2 separate regions of the Homo sapiens genome follow, and region 1 is linked to region 2. A link is an interaction called in ENCODE POLR2A ChIA-PET data of the cell type or tissue named here. Cell type or tissue: GM12878. All regions are shown on one strand.

The links. ChIA-PET counts read pairs that join two places held together with the same protein. Peaks named below come from ENCODE experiments on the same cell type or tissue, not always from the same donor. Only the 100,000 strongest peaks of a DNase experiment are listed, where the experiment ranks them.
Region 1: POLR2A ChIA-PET joins it to region 2 with 5 read pairs; 9 of 35 experiments call an interaction of 5 or more read pairs at or near these places.

Annotation. Positions count from the first base shown.
Region 1 is chr13:94,610,642-94,618,641 of GRCh38, forward strand. GPR180 (G protein-coupled receptor 180) reads left to right here. Exons shown (of 9, transcript NM_180989.6): 3 at 1,549-1,749. It also overlaps the pseudogene NDUFA3P5. Among named protein-coding and RNA genes, the nearest start is that of GPR180, 13 kb to the left of the region's middle. In GM12878, CTCF peaks have their summits at 3,651 and 6,946; no DNase peak of the experiment used is centred here.
Region 2 is chr13:94,430,221-94,438,220 of GRCh38, forward strand. It overlaps DCT (dopachrome tautomerase), which reads right to left. Exons shown (of 8, transcript NM_001922.5): 8 at 6,591-8,000. Among named protein-coding and RNA genes, the nearest start is that of DCT, 45 kb to the right of the region's middle. In GM12878, a CTCF peak has its summit at 5,575; a DNase peak (open chromatin) is centred at 3,363; H3K27me3 peaks cover 120 bases.

The sequences.
Region 1 (8,000 bases), 180 kb after region 2:
TTAGTCAGTGCCTCTTAGGTCAGGTCAGATTCAGAAACCGCAATTACTTTTGCACCAACCTAATAGTTTTAGGTCCAGAAGGAATCTTAGACATCATTTTGTGTTTCTCAGAAGGGAGTGCCGTTGGCATTTTAGGGGGAATAATTCTTTGCATGAGGTTCAACACAGCCCCCCTCCAAGTATCTAACCAGCTATTGTGACAAAAAACTATCCCCTCACATTTTCAGATGCCCTGGAGGAAAGGAGATTACCCTGGATTGAGAACCACTTACTAATATAACTACCTTGTTTTAAAGAAAGGAAAAGCAGAATTGACATTTAGCAACTACTCTGTGACAGTTACCATGCTAGGTGACTCAAATAACTTAGTGCTTATATCAGCCCTTTGCTGTAGGTAGTATCTTCATTTTACAGATGAAGAAAGTGAGTGTCATTGCTTATGTAACTTACCCAAGGTCACACAACAGGTAAGTATTGAAGCCAGGATTCAAACATACATCTGAATGATGCCACACACCCCCCACCCCTGACTGTATCATACTACTTCATGTGGACCTGATCCAGTATAATAACTTCTGCATTCCTGTAATTTCTATTTTTTCTGCTTTTTGTACACCTTTAAAGAACAACCAATCAGAAAAAGATTTTGGAAAATCTTTTGAAAATACATAGTTTTTAGATATAATGATTTTGTAAGTTGAATGCTCCATTTTAAATTTAACTCGAGTAATCTTCAAAAATGTCACTGTGATTGTTGCACAGCATTGTAGATGTGCTTAATGCCATAGACTGTACACTTAAAAATGGTTAAAATGATACATTTAGCATTGTGTATATTTTACCACAATAATTTTTTTGAATGTCATTAACCAACCCGGAAACTGTGAAAATATCGAAAATCAAAATTCAAAGTTTCAGCCGCCGAGACCAAGATGGTGGCGAGACTTGGCACTTTCCTCAAGAATGCCTGGGCCAGGGAGCCAGTGCTGGTTGTGTCCTTCATCATTGGTAGCCTAGCTGTAATTCTGCCCCCACTCAGCCCCTACACCAAGTACTTCATCATGATCTACGAGACCATGCCCTACAACTACCCATTGCCCGTCCGCAATGATGGGAACATGACCAATGTGCCCGGCCACCCCCAGGATCCCCAGAGCTCCAGCTTGGAGTGGCTGAAGAAACTGAGCACCTCCACTGACAGAGGAGGCCCCTCCCATCGCTCCCAATACGAATGTGAAAACCAAAAAGAAAAAAAAAAAAAAGAATTCAGAGTTTCAGTGAAGCCATTCTACTTGTGGTGTTTTATAGTCATACTTTTATAGTGATTCCTTGGTTAAAAACATCATTTTTATCTCCTTTGCAGATAAATTCTGATTTATTCTATAAATATCTGGTTTACAAGACTTATTCCAAATACTACACAAGGTCTTGGATTTCTGAGACAATAAAAATTAAAAGATTGTCCTAACCTCAAATTGATTATATGACTAAAACAGTGAAACACATTTGAGAATTTTGTTACAAAAGGTGTTTTCTTTCTCTTTAAAGTGACCATGAACCAGACCGAACATAATCTGACAGTGTCCCAGATTCCGTCTCCACAAACGTGGCATGTGTTTTATGCAGACAAGTATACATGCCAAGATGACAAGGAGAATTCTCAGGTGGAAGATATCCCATTTGAAATGGTGTTACTAAACCCAGATGCCGAAGGGAATCCATTTGATCATTTTAGTGCTGGAGAATCTGGTAAGAATATGTATTTGAATATATCCTAAATTCAGGAAAAGATTTATGTACAAATATATTCATGTTGTATTTTTAAAATCAAAAATGAAAGCAACCTGTGTTTCCAAAACTAGAGAAATGGTTAAATTAATCTTCTTATAGCATTTTGATAGCCATCATATTAATTTTTAAAAGCAGAGTATTACTTGAGTGTATTAAAACCTGCAAAGAATAAAACAGAAAGAAGCACAAAAATATTAATAGATTATTTTGATACTCTGGGTTGGTAGAATTGTATAGTTTTGTTTGTTTGCTTGTTTGTTTTGGCTCCAGACAGGAAACAACTTGTGTAGTTTATAGTTTATACATTCTAAACATTTTTGTTTTTATGATAACCTTGCATTATTTTTATAAACAGAAAAATGGTAACAAATTAAACAATTTAAATTGTTAATGATTAAATGAGATTAGAAACTCAGCTACTTTGTATGGGTAACTCTGTACTAGCTTGTTTGAACAGATTTAGGGATTGCCTTCATTGAAGCTTACAACAATTTAGGGATGATCAGAGTCCATAATACTTCTCAGAATCAGATGTACTCATATGAAATATTTCATCAAAATGTTAGGTAACTATGTTCTGTCCTACTGAGGTAAGATTCCACCCCCAGCAGAAATGAATGACTTCTTATGATCATGATGAACATGCTATGAAGTATAACTGATTTGTAAATTAACATATTGGAGTAAGGATTTGTAGGCCATCTGTCAAAGAAAAGCATTAAGGGTTTACCTCTTCATGAGTTCATTGGCTGTTTGAAAGAGTCAATCTGCTTAAGAGAAAAATTTAATTCCATTGTATCCCATTGGCCATAGAGTGGGGTGGGTGGAGGTGAGGCAGGAGTGAGGCCACATTAGCTTAAACTGATTGTTTAGTTCAAAGTGTAAATTTGTCACAGCTAAAAAAGCAACTTGAGAATTGTGACAGTAGGTCACAAATAATGTTTTAAGGGATAAACTTTTTAAAAATATCCTTTGTTTGGAAAAAACATATATCTAGTGATAGAATGGTGTGCTAATTTTTTTTATTTTTATTTTTTAGAGACGGGGTCTCGCTATGTTGCCCAGGTTGTCTCAAACTACTGGGTTCAAGCAATCCTCCCACCTTGGCCTCCCAAGGTGTTGGGATTACAGGCGTGAGCCGCTGCACTTGGCCCTAAATGTTTTAAAGTGGTTAATTTGAAGTTCTTTCTGTGAAAGAAATGAAATAGTGTAAGCTACTCAAATTGTTTCTGAATGCAGATGAATGTAAAGGTTAAATTTCATTAATGATACTTTCGACTAGTATAGATCATTATTGGAAGTTAATTTAGTCCTTTCATTTCCTTAATCTTTTTAAAGATGCCAACTTTTTTCTGTATTTTGGAAAGGCATTGATGGAACCCAGGTCTACTAAGAGCATTGAATGGATGGTTGGACTAAATTGCTCCTCAGGTCCTTTTTTTTTTTTTTTTAATTTTATTTTTTGAGACAGAGGCTTGCCCTGTCGCCCAGCCTGGAGTGCAATGGTGCAGTCTCGGCCCACCGCAACCTCTGCCTCCCGGGTTCAAGCAATTCTCCCGCCTCAGCCTCCTGAGTAGCTGGGACTACAGGCACCCACCACTACACCTGGCTAATTTTTGTATTTTTAGTAGAGACGAGGTTCCACCATGTTGGCCAGAACTCCTGACCTCAGGTGATCTGCCTGCCTTGGTCTCCCAAAGTGCTGGGATTACAGGCGTGAGCCACCGCACACAGCCTTCAGGTCCTTTTTAACTGTAAGACTTCATTATTTCATATGACCCTTATTTTTAGGACTGGTCAAGGCTCACTAGGAAGTAATGTTCTGCTGCAGTTGTTGCATGTGCAAACCCTGCTGCCTCTAGTGGAGTACAGATCAATTAGCACTTCCTCTCCTGCCTTCCAGGCTGTAGTCCTTTGGCTCAAAAGGTGGTTTTATGTATTGAGTAGATCCATGAGACTTTTCTGGATCCTGATATGCTTTTACTTGCCTCCTTATCCAGGCTTCCATTTTTGGTCTTTTTCTTCATCACCAATTTGGCATGTAAACTTTTATCCCAGGCTATAAAGTGATCACATTTGTGCCCTGTGCCATGCTTGGACCTCTGAATCCCAGTCATACCTTGCCTTGTCCTGAACCTTGCCTATGTCTTCCAGTGTTTTCCTCAACATCTTGAGTTGTGGCTAGCTTTTCTTTATGATGCATACTAACCGTTATGATTCAGTTCTTAGTTTTGTCTCCTTCTGACCTACCTTTTCCTGATTTTTGTGACTGATTTTGATTTTATGCTTACTCTTGTGTCTAAAAGCTGTCTTTCTTATACTACAATGGGGAAGTTACATTGAGTATGTCAGCAACAATGTTTAAACAAGGGGCAAAACCTCACTATAATCGTATGTATTTTCATTAAGCATGACATTCTATGCAAGGCTTACCTTCGGGGATTAATCATTAGAAAGTGCCAGAAGTATCCAAAAGCGTCCAGCCTTGTTATGTGGCTTCCTCTAAACATCACATCATTTTATTGATTAAAATGCTTAAAAGCTTTTGTGAATAACTCTACATTGAAGTATCAATGAGTGGTTCTTAACCCATCACTGTATGCATCTGGTTTAAGGTTATGAGGGTTAAAACAAAAATTCAGATATTCACACCCAGAGACTCAGATAGATTTGGTTTGGAGTGGAAGCCAGTTAAAGCTCTAAAGTTGATTCTTATGTACAGAACCGCTGATCTAAAAGTCCATATTTCACATTGTTTTAGTAATGTGTTTTAAAATACAGCCTTAAGAGGGATTCTTCCTACTTTGTAGCCTCAGGTATGGAATTTGTTTACAGGGAAAATGTTCAATTCATTTTAGAAACTTCTGCTAGTTTGCCTAATTATCTGCTACAAGTAGGAAAAATTGATTTGCTATGCTTTTTACAGAAAATTGACTATTACCACATGTCTCAGAGGTTTGAATTAGAGTAACCTGGTGCAGATAGTTGCAATTAATGTTACAGGTTATTCTGGTTAAATTTCATAATTTGTTTTCTTTCAAACCAATTATGTATTTTATATCTACCAGACTTTGGTTAATCCTCTATTTTACAGAGTTGGTCTAGATTAAACAAAGTCAGGCAAGTGTGATGCCGATTGACAAAGTACTAAATAGGATTATAATATTTTAAGGTACAATGAAATAAAACTGCTTCTTTAAAAGATTAGAATCCTTGTTAACTGTATTTGTACTCTAATTAGAGACCAAGAAGTACCCAGAATCCTGAGAGTGTTATTACCTAAAGGCGCATATAGACTGGTTTTCACTGGAATAATACTACAGGCTCTGCCACATCTGCCATCTCACTGTTTTTAAAATTCTAGCAGCTATGTTCATTCTTTAGTGTTATCCCTTTTTTCCTCCATGTCCCAAAAGACAATGGGTTGGATCTTCCATTTAGCTTCAGTAATGTGTTGCTGGTAACATGTTGGAATGTTTTTGGCTTAAAGTAACAGAAAACCCTAATGCAAGTGGTGTAGACTGTAATGAAATGAATTATCTTACATAACAAGAAGTTTTGCGGCTTCTCCAGGGTGGTTTATTTAGCATCTCTCTACCCTGCTATCCTCAGACTATCAGTGTTGTTCTTAAGCTAGCTGCCTCAAGTTCAAAGTTAGCTGTGGCAGTTCTGAGCATCATGTCTAGATGATTGCAATATTCAGTATCACTTTTTAGGAGGAAGGAAGTCTTTCCCAGAAGCTTCCTATCACATTTCCTTTTTCAGAACTGGGTCATAGCATCATAAGAGAAATGTAAGTTGACATGAAAGAAAGAAGATAAAAGTAGACAAATATGTCAAAAGGGTTAGGTTTACCTCCTACTGGTAAGAGTATGGGAATTTCTGATTGATTTAGACTAATCAGGATATATCTTGAGACACGTGAGTGTGGGAGACCACTGGGGCTCTGAGACAAGGATCATGGGGAGGCGGGAATGTCTGTTCCAGGTGCTGCCCCAGAACCCAAGGACCCTTTCCCCTTAGGCTCTCCTCCTTTCTCATTTACCATCATTTAGCTGGGGCTAAATTTATTGAAGCTGGCCTCTAAGTTTTCTTGCTACTTTATTTTGCCAATGCTGCTTCCTTTAAGCTTGCCTTAAACCTTACACATTTCCTTACAAGTGTTCACCACCTGTTGTATGCTCATTAAGAGTATTTTTCTTCTTCAGTGTATACTTTTTTCATGTGTATTATTAAGTCTTAAGTATAATAAGATTTAACAATTAGTATCCACCTGTTTTAAAATTAGATTTTAATTTCAAAGTGAACAAAGTGAACACAAATTGAGTTTAATTTCAAAGTGAACAAACAATTTTTGCTTGTGGCAAAACAAAAAATTGGTAGCTGAAGAGAGGAAGAAAACAGACTTTTTTAAAGAGATGATTTGTTTAAAAGAACACTGAGTGCAGAGCTAGCATTTTATCTTTTAAGCATTTTATGTACAGTTTTAAGGGAAGAATCATCTAAAATTCAGTGAATAAAGTGTGGGACAGACCCAGTTCAATTTGTTTAATATGTTATGTCAATGAAATAATTTTTGTGTTCGTTATAATGTTAGCTTTTTCTGGAAGATTATTAACTTTGAATAATCCTAAGACATTTTTTGCTGGTGACATATATCTTATTTTCCAGAGTCCCTTCCTTCTATATTATTCTCATTCCTCAGTAAATAACCTGAGGATTTTCTTTTCATGGTAGAGTTGTAACTTCATGGAGTCAGAAACTTTATCCTGTAAGTCAGAAACTTTAAAGATATTCTGTAAAATATTATAAATAAATAAAACTTTAAATTGAATGCCATGTTTAATTTTTTAATACTAAGAAGGAAAGATAAAAACTAAGATTCAAAACACAGGATAGCATAAGGAACTTTACTGACCCACAGTTGTTATAATATATTTAGCATTTTTATTTTCTGTCTTGTTCCGGTACTATAATAATCCCAGGATTATGTTGCCATTATTTCTAAGGCTGGAATGCTTTTCTATGTAAGGTGTTTAAAAAGAAAATATGTTCTTTCTTTTCCCTTCCTGAAGTCTAAACATGCTTTTTCACCTGCACTAGAAAAGTTAACTGTCCACATTTATATTCATAGAGCAGGAGAGACACCCAGTGGCAGAAATACTTTTTGCTGCTTTTTTCCCCCTAACGAGGCCAAAAGCCTGATTGAGCTATTTATTGATTCTTATAATTTGTGTCTTCTGATTGCTTTTACAAAATTATTTTCCACATAATAGAAATATTTTCTTCTCTGACTGTTAATTGGAGTTTACCCGAATGGGAAACTAGAGCAGGCTTGGTGTTCGCTATTGGAATGAAAGTTCATCCATAGACTCAATTAAGACAGCTCTATTCACACCACTGTTAGAGCAGTCTGGTGTTAGATAGAATGTAAAAGCCTTAATATTAGGGACTGTCTTGACATGTAAGCAAGTAAATGTTAGCTGTTAAACTGAAAGCTAGCCTGCTGCTTTATTATAAAAATTTTCTGAAATTTCTGAAAAATGGAGACTCAGTCAAAAGATTGCACGTGAACACAGAAAAAGTGACATAATAAGGTTACATGAAGACTGTACTAAAAAGCTGCTAGTAGGCACTAGAGGCTGCTCTAATGACTGGTTCCATTTTTAATACAAAGTCTGCACATTCTTTGTTCTTTGCCAGCCATCTGTCTTTCCTCACTTGTAATTTCTACTCCCTCAAAACTTTGGTTTTTATCATGGCTCAGTTTGATTCGTCTGGCCTGTCCCAACATCAGCTCCTTTCAACTTCAATTTCTATGGCCTCTTTCCTTTCTGCTTTATAGTTTGATCTACTAAGAGAAGATGATTAGCCTAACTTAGCTTTCAGAATTGTTACGTTGTTGGCCCCTTGCATTGGTAGCCATTTGGTTAGGTGTTAGACAATTTTCAGCCAATCCTGGCATGGAGTCGCATGATCAGCACAGGATTTTTTTTTTTTTTTTTTTTTTTGGCAAGAGCTGCAGACAGTTTATCTCAGAAGATATCTCTGGACATGACAGATATTTTGAAGGTTTGTCCAAATGGAAATTCAAGGTATTGGGACATTCCAGAGCTGTGGTCCTCATGTGTTAGCTATATCAGAATCATGCTTAGGGCTTACTAAAGCACAGATTACTGGGCTCTACTCAGAGTTTCTGATTCAATAGA
Region 2 (8,000 bases):
GTTCAACCTCTATGGAAAACATACAGTATGAGAATATCTCAAAGAATTAAAAATAGAACTACTATTCAACCCAGCAATCTCCCTACTCGGCATCTACCCAAAGGAAAAGAAAGCCTATAAAAAAGACACCTGCACTCAGATGTTTATCACAGCACTATTCACAATAGCAAAGTCATGGAACTAATTAAGTGTCCACCAGTGGTGGGTCAGATAAAGAAAAGGTGGTACATGGCCAGGCGCAGTGGCTCACACCTGTAATCCCAGCATTTTGGGAGGCCGAGGCAGGCAGATCACAAGGTCAGGAGATTGAGACCATCCTGGCTAACACGGTGAAACCCCGTCTCTACTAAAAATACGAAAACAACAACAACAAAAAACTAGCCAGGCATGGTGGCAGGCTCCTGTAGTCCCAGCTACTCGGGAGGCTGAGGCAGGAGAATGGCGTGAACCCAGGAGGTGGAGCTTGCAGTGAGCCGAGATCGTGCCACTGCACTCCAGCCTGGGTGACAGAGCGAGACTCTATCTCGAAAAAAAAAAAAAAGAAAAGGTGGTACTTACACACCATGGAATACCATGCAGCCATAAAAAAACAATGAAGCATGTCCTTTGCAGCAACATGGGTGGAACTGGAGACTATTATCCTAAGTGAGCTCAGAAGCAGAAGATCAAATATCATATATTCTCACTTATAAGTGGGAGCTAAACAATGGGCAGACATGGACATGAAGAAGGAGATAACAGATACTGGGAATCCAAAAGCAGGAGAGTGGAAGGGGAGGGAGAGTTGAAAAGTTACCCATTGGGTACAATGTTCAATATTTGGGTGATGGGTACACCAGAAGCCCAGTCCTCACCATTACACATGTAATATTCATGTAACAAACAAGCATGTGTAACCCCAGATCTAAAACTTCAAAAAAAACCTAAATATTATTGAGCAACTTCTCTGTTTCAAGTTGAATCCCAAAATTCATATGTTCAAGTCCCAACTCCCAGTACCTCAGAAAGGAACCATATTTGGAGCCAGGACCTTTAAAGAGGTGAGTAAGTTAAAATGAGGCTGTTAGGATGGGTCCTAATCCAACCTGGCCAGTGCCCTTGTGAGAAGAGGAAAGTTGGACACACAAAAAGACCCCAGGCATGTGCAGATGCGCAGAGGAAAGACTGAAGAGGCAGCAAAAGCATGACTACCTGCAAGCTAAGAAGAAAGGCCTCAGGAGAAACCAACCCTACCGACACCTTGATCTTGGATTTCCAGCCTCCAAACTGTGAGAAATACATTTCCATTGTTTAAACCACCCCGTCTAATGACAGGCACTGTTCTGAAGAAGTTACATAGATTAACTCAATTCATTCTAACAACAGCCTCTGTGTGTGTGTAAATGGAACAAGAGGGGCATCAACATCCTTCTGCAGACAGGGAAACTAAAGTCCAGAGCAGTTAGAAAATACAAGTTAAAGAAAAATTACATGCTAAATAAATGATTGAGCTAGAATTTAAATGCCCGTTCTCTGTCTGCCTCCAGAGGCCATGCTGAACCACTACATGCTCCTGTTTCTGTATATTGCTGGCATCCTTCACTATGAATTGCTACATCACTCCGTTTCTTGCAATCTTTAAAGAACAAAGAAAAAAAAATTTTTTTACTCACTTAAAAACATGGAATATGGTATCTACAAATAAATAAGCAAGAAAGCCAATGCTTCTGTTTCCTCATTTTCTTTTTAAATTCTCTGAAGATGAGTTCATTAGTTAAGATTATTTATCTTGTAAGAGAAACCCCCAACTCAAACTGGTCTAAATTAATTTTTTTAAGTGGCTACTTCTAAATTAAATTAAATTTTTTAATAAGTGGCCACTATAAATCCTCTAGCAGGTAAGATGGCTGCTACATTTCCAGCCTTCACATCTTCACATCATGTGACTCAGGGGTGAGACCTGGTCTTTGGGCCTCATTTCTCAGAACCCTCAGCAAAAGTGCCTTTCCATTATTTGGCTTTCAGTTTCACATTCATGGCTGAGACACCATGGCCAAGGGTCTGGAATAGAGTAATTTGTTTAAGACAGTTAGATTCCCATCCAAATCACAGAGCTGAGGGTCTCAGGATGGAGATGGAAGGAACTTCCCAAAGCCTTGTTGGAGGTTGCCAGAGGCTGGTGGGAGGAGGCATAGGGAGGGAGTTACCATTTAATGGGTACTGTTAAAGTGAACTAAATATGGCCTGAGAAGGACTGTGTACTTCTATATTTGAGTCCTTGTGGACAAACCTAACCTAGCTTAATAGGAAGACAAGATTGAAAACCTAACTTAGGAGTATGCAGCCTGTAACAATAGCTGAGTGTTGGCCAATTCCAGCAGCCATGCTTCAGCCACTCATAGACTGCTGAGTGTTCAAACTGTGTTCAAATAAGGCAAATGCCAACCTGTAACCAATCCAGCTATCTCTGTACCTCACTTCCAATCCTTGTACATCGCTTTCCTTTTTTTGTCTATATTTTTTTCTGACCACGAGGCACCCCTGGAGTCTTTCTGAATCTGCTGTGATTCTGGGGGCTGCCCGATTCACGAACGGTTAATTCTTCTTTTCGCTCAATTAAATTCCATCAAATTTAATTTGTCTGAAGTTTTCTTTTAACAGTACAGAGTTCTATTTGGGATGATGAAAAAGCTCTGGAAACATGGTGGTAACGGTTGTAGAATATTGTAAACGTGCTGAATGCCACTCAATTGTACACTTTAAAAAGGTTCAGATGGCAAATTTTATGTTATGTTTCTCTTACACGAAAAAAAGAAAAAAAGAAATGAAAAGGAAAAGGAAAAAGAAAAAACTCTCTCCTAACATGTTTCACTTCCACGTCGGCTGAGGCCTGTTCATATTTTATTCCCAAAGTGCCCCTTTATCATTGAAAATATCCCTTGAGAGCCCTCCCTGACCACAGACTCAGTGCTCGCTTCTACAGAGAAAATTACAATTACGCCAGAGTGTGTTGAAACTAACTTGTCACTGGGCTCAGGAAAGACCATGTTATTCATGGGAGCCAAGAACCCTTATCTTAGACTTCCAGAGATTTCTTACAGGGAGGTCAAGTCACTTATTGGTGGTTCAAGTAGAAAAAAATATAGTGGGCTTTTTGAGATTAATATTTCCTGGTGGCATTTTTAGTGTTCATTGGAAAGGAACAAGTTCTAGTCGGGTAAGCTGACAGACATAAAAAGGGAAGGAGCTGCCGCACCTAGAGGAGGATTTGTTTTCTCCTGGGACTGTGTATAGATAAGCACACACCCAGAAGCCTGGGCAAACCCAGAGAGCAGCAGGGGGATTACCTGCTGACAAGTACAGCAAGGGTGAGCAGATTGCCCTGTGATAAAAGCCGCTCAATTGCATCATCTCTCCAGCAAGGGGAAACCAGCTCTAAGGCAGCCATCTAGTTGCAAGGTGAGTTCACTGTAATTGCATGTTGTGAGTAGCGGTTGCTTAAAAACAATGAATTTATACCCATTACTCCCAGCGTCAACTTCAGAATGATTTTCATCACGCCTGCTTTTGTGCAGCTAAGCTGCAAAATGTGCGCTGCGACAGACTGAAGCAGATAAAGAACAAATTTGCATGTTACTGGGTTGCAAGAGCCCTTTGATTGTTGGAGAGGCCCGATAATGCTGTCAAGAGCTCGGTGGACTGAGCGGCGGCCGAGACGCACCAGATCTGCACTAAGTGTAGCTGACAGCAAACGATTTAGAGTCAGCACGGAATCAAAGCGTTGGAAATATCTCAAGTAAAAATGTTAAAAACACAAAGAAGCCTGCATCTTGATAAGAGGACATCAGTGAGGAGAGATATGCACAGAAAGAAAGAAAATGACCTTGAGTTTATAAAAATGCTACACGTCTCGGAATTGTAAAATGCCTAAAATGAAAAGAAAATGGGCAGCTCAAATCAGACTTCAAGCTAGGAAAGCCTGAAAGTTGTGTGCTTGCCACAGTTGAAGAAGAGAAAAAGAAGCAATAGCTAACTGCACGGATTATTATAGAGATTACGCTTCTGTTTTCGAGACCAGTCATTTGCTCGTACAAATGAGCCTAATGACTTAAAGCACCAAGACATACATGTCTCTGCTGTGCACACCTCCTTGACATGAAATGCAAGACTCAAAATACAAAAATAATTTTAGGAAGGAAAAACTGATTAGTGGCAATGATCAAGACAAATCTTGCTATTTGAAAAAACAAATAAAAATACTGGAAATGAAACCTTAAGTAGTATTATTAAATAATAATATCAGGGTGGGGCACGGTGGCTCACGCCTATATTTCCAGCACTTCGGGAGGTCCAGGCAAGTGGATCACCTGAGGTCGAGAGCTGGAGACCAGCCTGGCCAACATGGCAAAACCCCATCTCTACTTAAAGTACAAAAATTAGCATGGCATGGTGGTGTGCACCTGTAGTCCCAGCTACTCAGGAGGCTGAGGCTGGAGAATCGCTCGAACTCAGGAGGTGGAGCCTGCAGTGAGTCAAGATCTCGCCGCTGCACTCCAGCCTGGGCAACAGAGTGAGACTCCATCTCAAAAAATAATAATAATAATTTAAAATAATAATACATTTGCCGCATTGGAAAATAGGTCTTCAGCAAAGTATGCTATATAGTGTATCAGTAGGGAGTAAGCTAATGGTTCTTCTCCAGGAAAGACTGCATCTTCTGTCAGCATTTGATGTGATTCAAATCAGACTCTTCAGTTTCTTCACTTATGTTTTTCCCTTTCCTTTCTCTCCATAAAAACAATGACTATCACCAGGTCTGTAATCTTCTTCCAGAGAGAACCACCAGAAAAGAAGAGCAGGTAGACATAGCTGGAAAATCGAAGCCCCAATTTTCTGACAAACAAAACTAGCCAGAATAAGCAAATAAATTACATGTGCACGTGTTTCTCTTTAGTCTTTACCTGTGTATTTCCCTAGAGGGGAAAGGTTTATAAAAACTAGAAAGAGGCCATGTTTTCTTTATCACTTGAGTTTATCAATCACCTAACATAAAGCCACCATGGGCTCCCAGTTTTGAAAAGCGAATTTTCCACACTAAAGGACATCTTCAGACACTGCTCAACCCACACCTGAGTTCAAATATTTATATATAGTTTTAATACATTGATCCAACATTTGTTTTAAAAAACGTTCCCCAAATTTTTCTTGTTGATGACGGTTTTTAATAGAAAAAATAAGTTTCCCCAGTTTCCAGCTGCAATGTGATCATATAAATAATATTTAACTAAATTATATTCTGTGTGTGTTTGCCAAGCCTAAAAGCATTTTTGCCCAGTGGCCTGAAATGTTCCTCTAAACTTTTCTGGCTTACTGGTAAACATTTAACATTTCAAAATAGATTAAACGGGGAATCGTGAGAGCCTATGTAGGAAACTGTTTCTTTCTAAATATTGTGCTTTGTCTGTTCTGATTTCTGAATTCATGGCAAATCTTCCAGCCTTTTTTTCCACTCGGGGTAGACCATCAACCATGGTAGAGGAAAATAGCTTTAAGAACTTTACTACATTGTGCAATTTTCTAATAAAACACAAGAGGGCAGGTTTTGCTTTATTGTAAGCCTAATTCCACTCCCCTGGTAATCAAGATCAGTCACTGGGCTAATTGCAAATTCAGAAACCCTCAATAACATACAAAGTGAAGGAGTAATCAGGGTGCATAACTCTGGCAGTGAAATCTGTTGTTTTAATAAAGAAGGCCAAGCTCAAGCATCTCTACTTAGCATTATTTACAACCAGTACAATTATACTTGGGAGGCGCTGTGATAGTTTTAGTTTGTTCATAAAATGCCAAAAGAGCAGAAAATGGCTAACAGAATGACCAAATCCAGTCATATTAGATTTAAGAAGTCTGACTAAAGTTGATGGGGCAAATAACAAAAGTGGGCCAATGGTTTCCATCAAACATGCAGCTGTGGAGAAAATTATACAGAGCATGCAAGTATTGAATAGGAACCTTTTAACTTTGTTTTGTTTTAGAAAACTTTAACTTCTAGTTCACAATACTCTTGTGTATGGTTTTCAATATTTCATTTAATGACCTGCCAAAGCAGAATTAAGTTCATAAGGGTTTTTTTCAGCTTGAACTGCTGTTACGGCTAAAGTCAAAGTATTGTCATCTTTGGAGAGTTTCTAAAGCAATTGCTGCTTGAGTCCATCAGTGTGAGAGAGGCATTGGTTTGCCTGACTAAATAATTTGCCCACTAACTCCTTCCACTGAAACAAAGCTTTTAGGATATCAGACAGTGGAGGATCCTAAAATGGCATGTGTGAGGACTTAGAGGAGAGATGGGTAGAAATCTTAACTTCCTATCCTAGTCCCTAAAAATGGTAGAATTAAGGCCTACCAATAGTAGGAAGAAGATACATCTAGAAAGAAAATACACCTGAAGAGTATCTCCTTGTGTTAGGTTGCATAGAGTATGATTCTACCTAGCATACGTGCAATTCAAAATCTGAAGGATAGGTTGTATGGTAACTTCATGGCAGAGATGGATCTTATGTTTTATCCAGTACATCTTAAAACAGATGTCAGAAGCTCTGAATGAAACATTCTACTTTGAAATTAGTTTATTCATTCACTTATTCATTCAAAGAATATTTATAAAATACTCAGGATAAGTAAGGCACTATAGAAATAGGAAGAGCTTCAACCTTAGAGTCTCCAACAAATTGACCCATCTTGAAGGCTTATCTGGGAGATCACCAAGTTAGCTACTGCAGGACCTCTCTTCCCTGGTCAGTCACTTGAAGCAGCCACCTGCTTCCACCCCAGGATTAGTCACTAAACTGTGGGGAATATCAAAAGTAACTTCACCTGAGGAAAGGCTGGCTCTCCTTTTCCTACCTGTTCAAACAGATTCAGAAAATAGCAATTGTTTGGAAACTCACCAGAAAATAGCATATCAGTTTAAGAGATTATTTTTCAGACTGAGGTTGTTATTATATATTTTACATGTATATATATTTCAATATACATGCTGAGTGCCCAAAAGATGGGAATTGATGCACACTACTTAAAAAACAATAATCCTCAAAAGACAAACAATAATCTGCAAAACAACATTTATTTTTAGTTTCCTTTTTAGTAAGTTTTCTACTTCTTAATAATGAGATTAAAACTAGTCATTAAAAGTATTATAATTAACAATGTTAAATCCTAAGCAAGATACAAATGTCAATTTTAGAATTAGAAGGGAATTTAATGCACAAAGGAAAGATGTTATTGCATTTTATCCCATTTCTGAATGTTAGCTTTATAAAAAGCATTTCTATTAAAATCATACATGCAGTTTTTCTAATACTGAAGATATAAGCAGTAAAGTGATCTGGTCATTTTCTCCAAGGTTGAATTCTTCCCCCTATCATTGAGAAATATAGCCCACAGTATTTGGTGACATTTTCTGAGTTTATTTGCATGATATTCAATGTAAGTAAATACCAACTTTTTATTCTGTTGGTTTATCCTACCTTAATATTTGTTAAAATGCATTCATAATTGATTTATTGTAAGGTCAGAAAATGCTAGAAAATTGTATTTCTCTTATATGAACTACAAAATTAGGAAATTCTCTCAGGAAGACATTATAAAACATAATAGTTATAAAAAGTCACCCACACTACAGATAAAAGCAGCTAAGTATAATCGATTACTATTTTTTCCTACCTAAGATAGATCTGCTTTAACCAAGTCTTATGAGACTATGATATATGAGAATTCTGATATACCTGACAGATAAGCTAGAGGTGGTTATTTGCTTTATGAAATTATTCGTAATAGTTCACTTATAAAAAGTAACTTCTGGCGCTTTTAACATAATTGATTTATACATAACTTTTCAGAAATATATGTACCATGCACAATTATATCTCCATTTTAATAAATTTCTCTTTTTGTTTAAAACCAAGATTTAAAAATGTGTTCCCCAACTATCCTGAGCTCAGAGCATAAACCTTCCAGAGTGG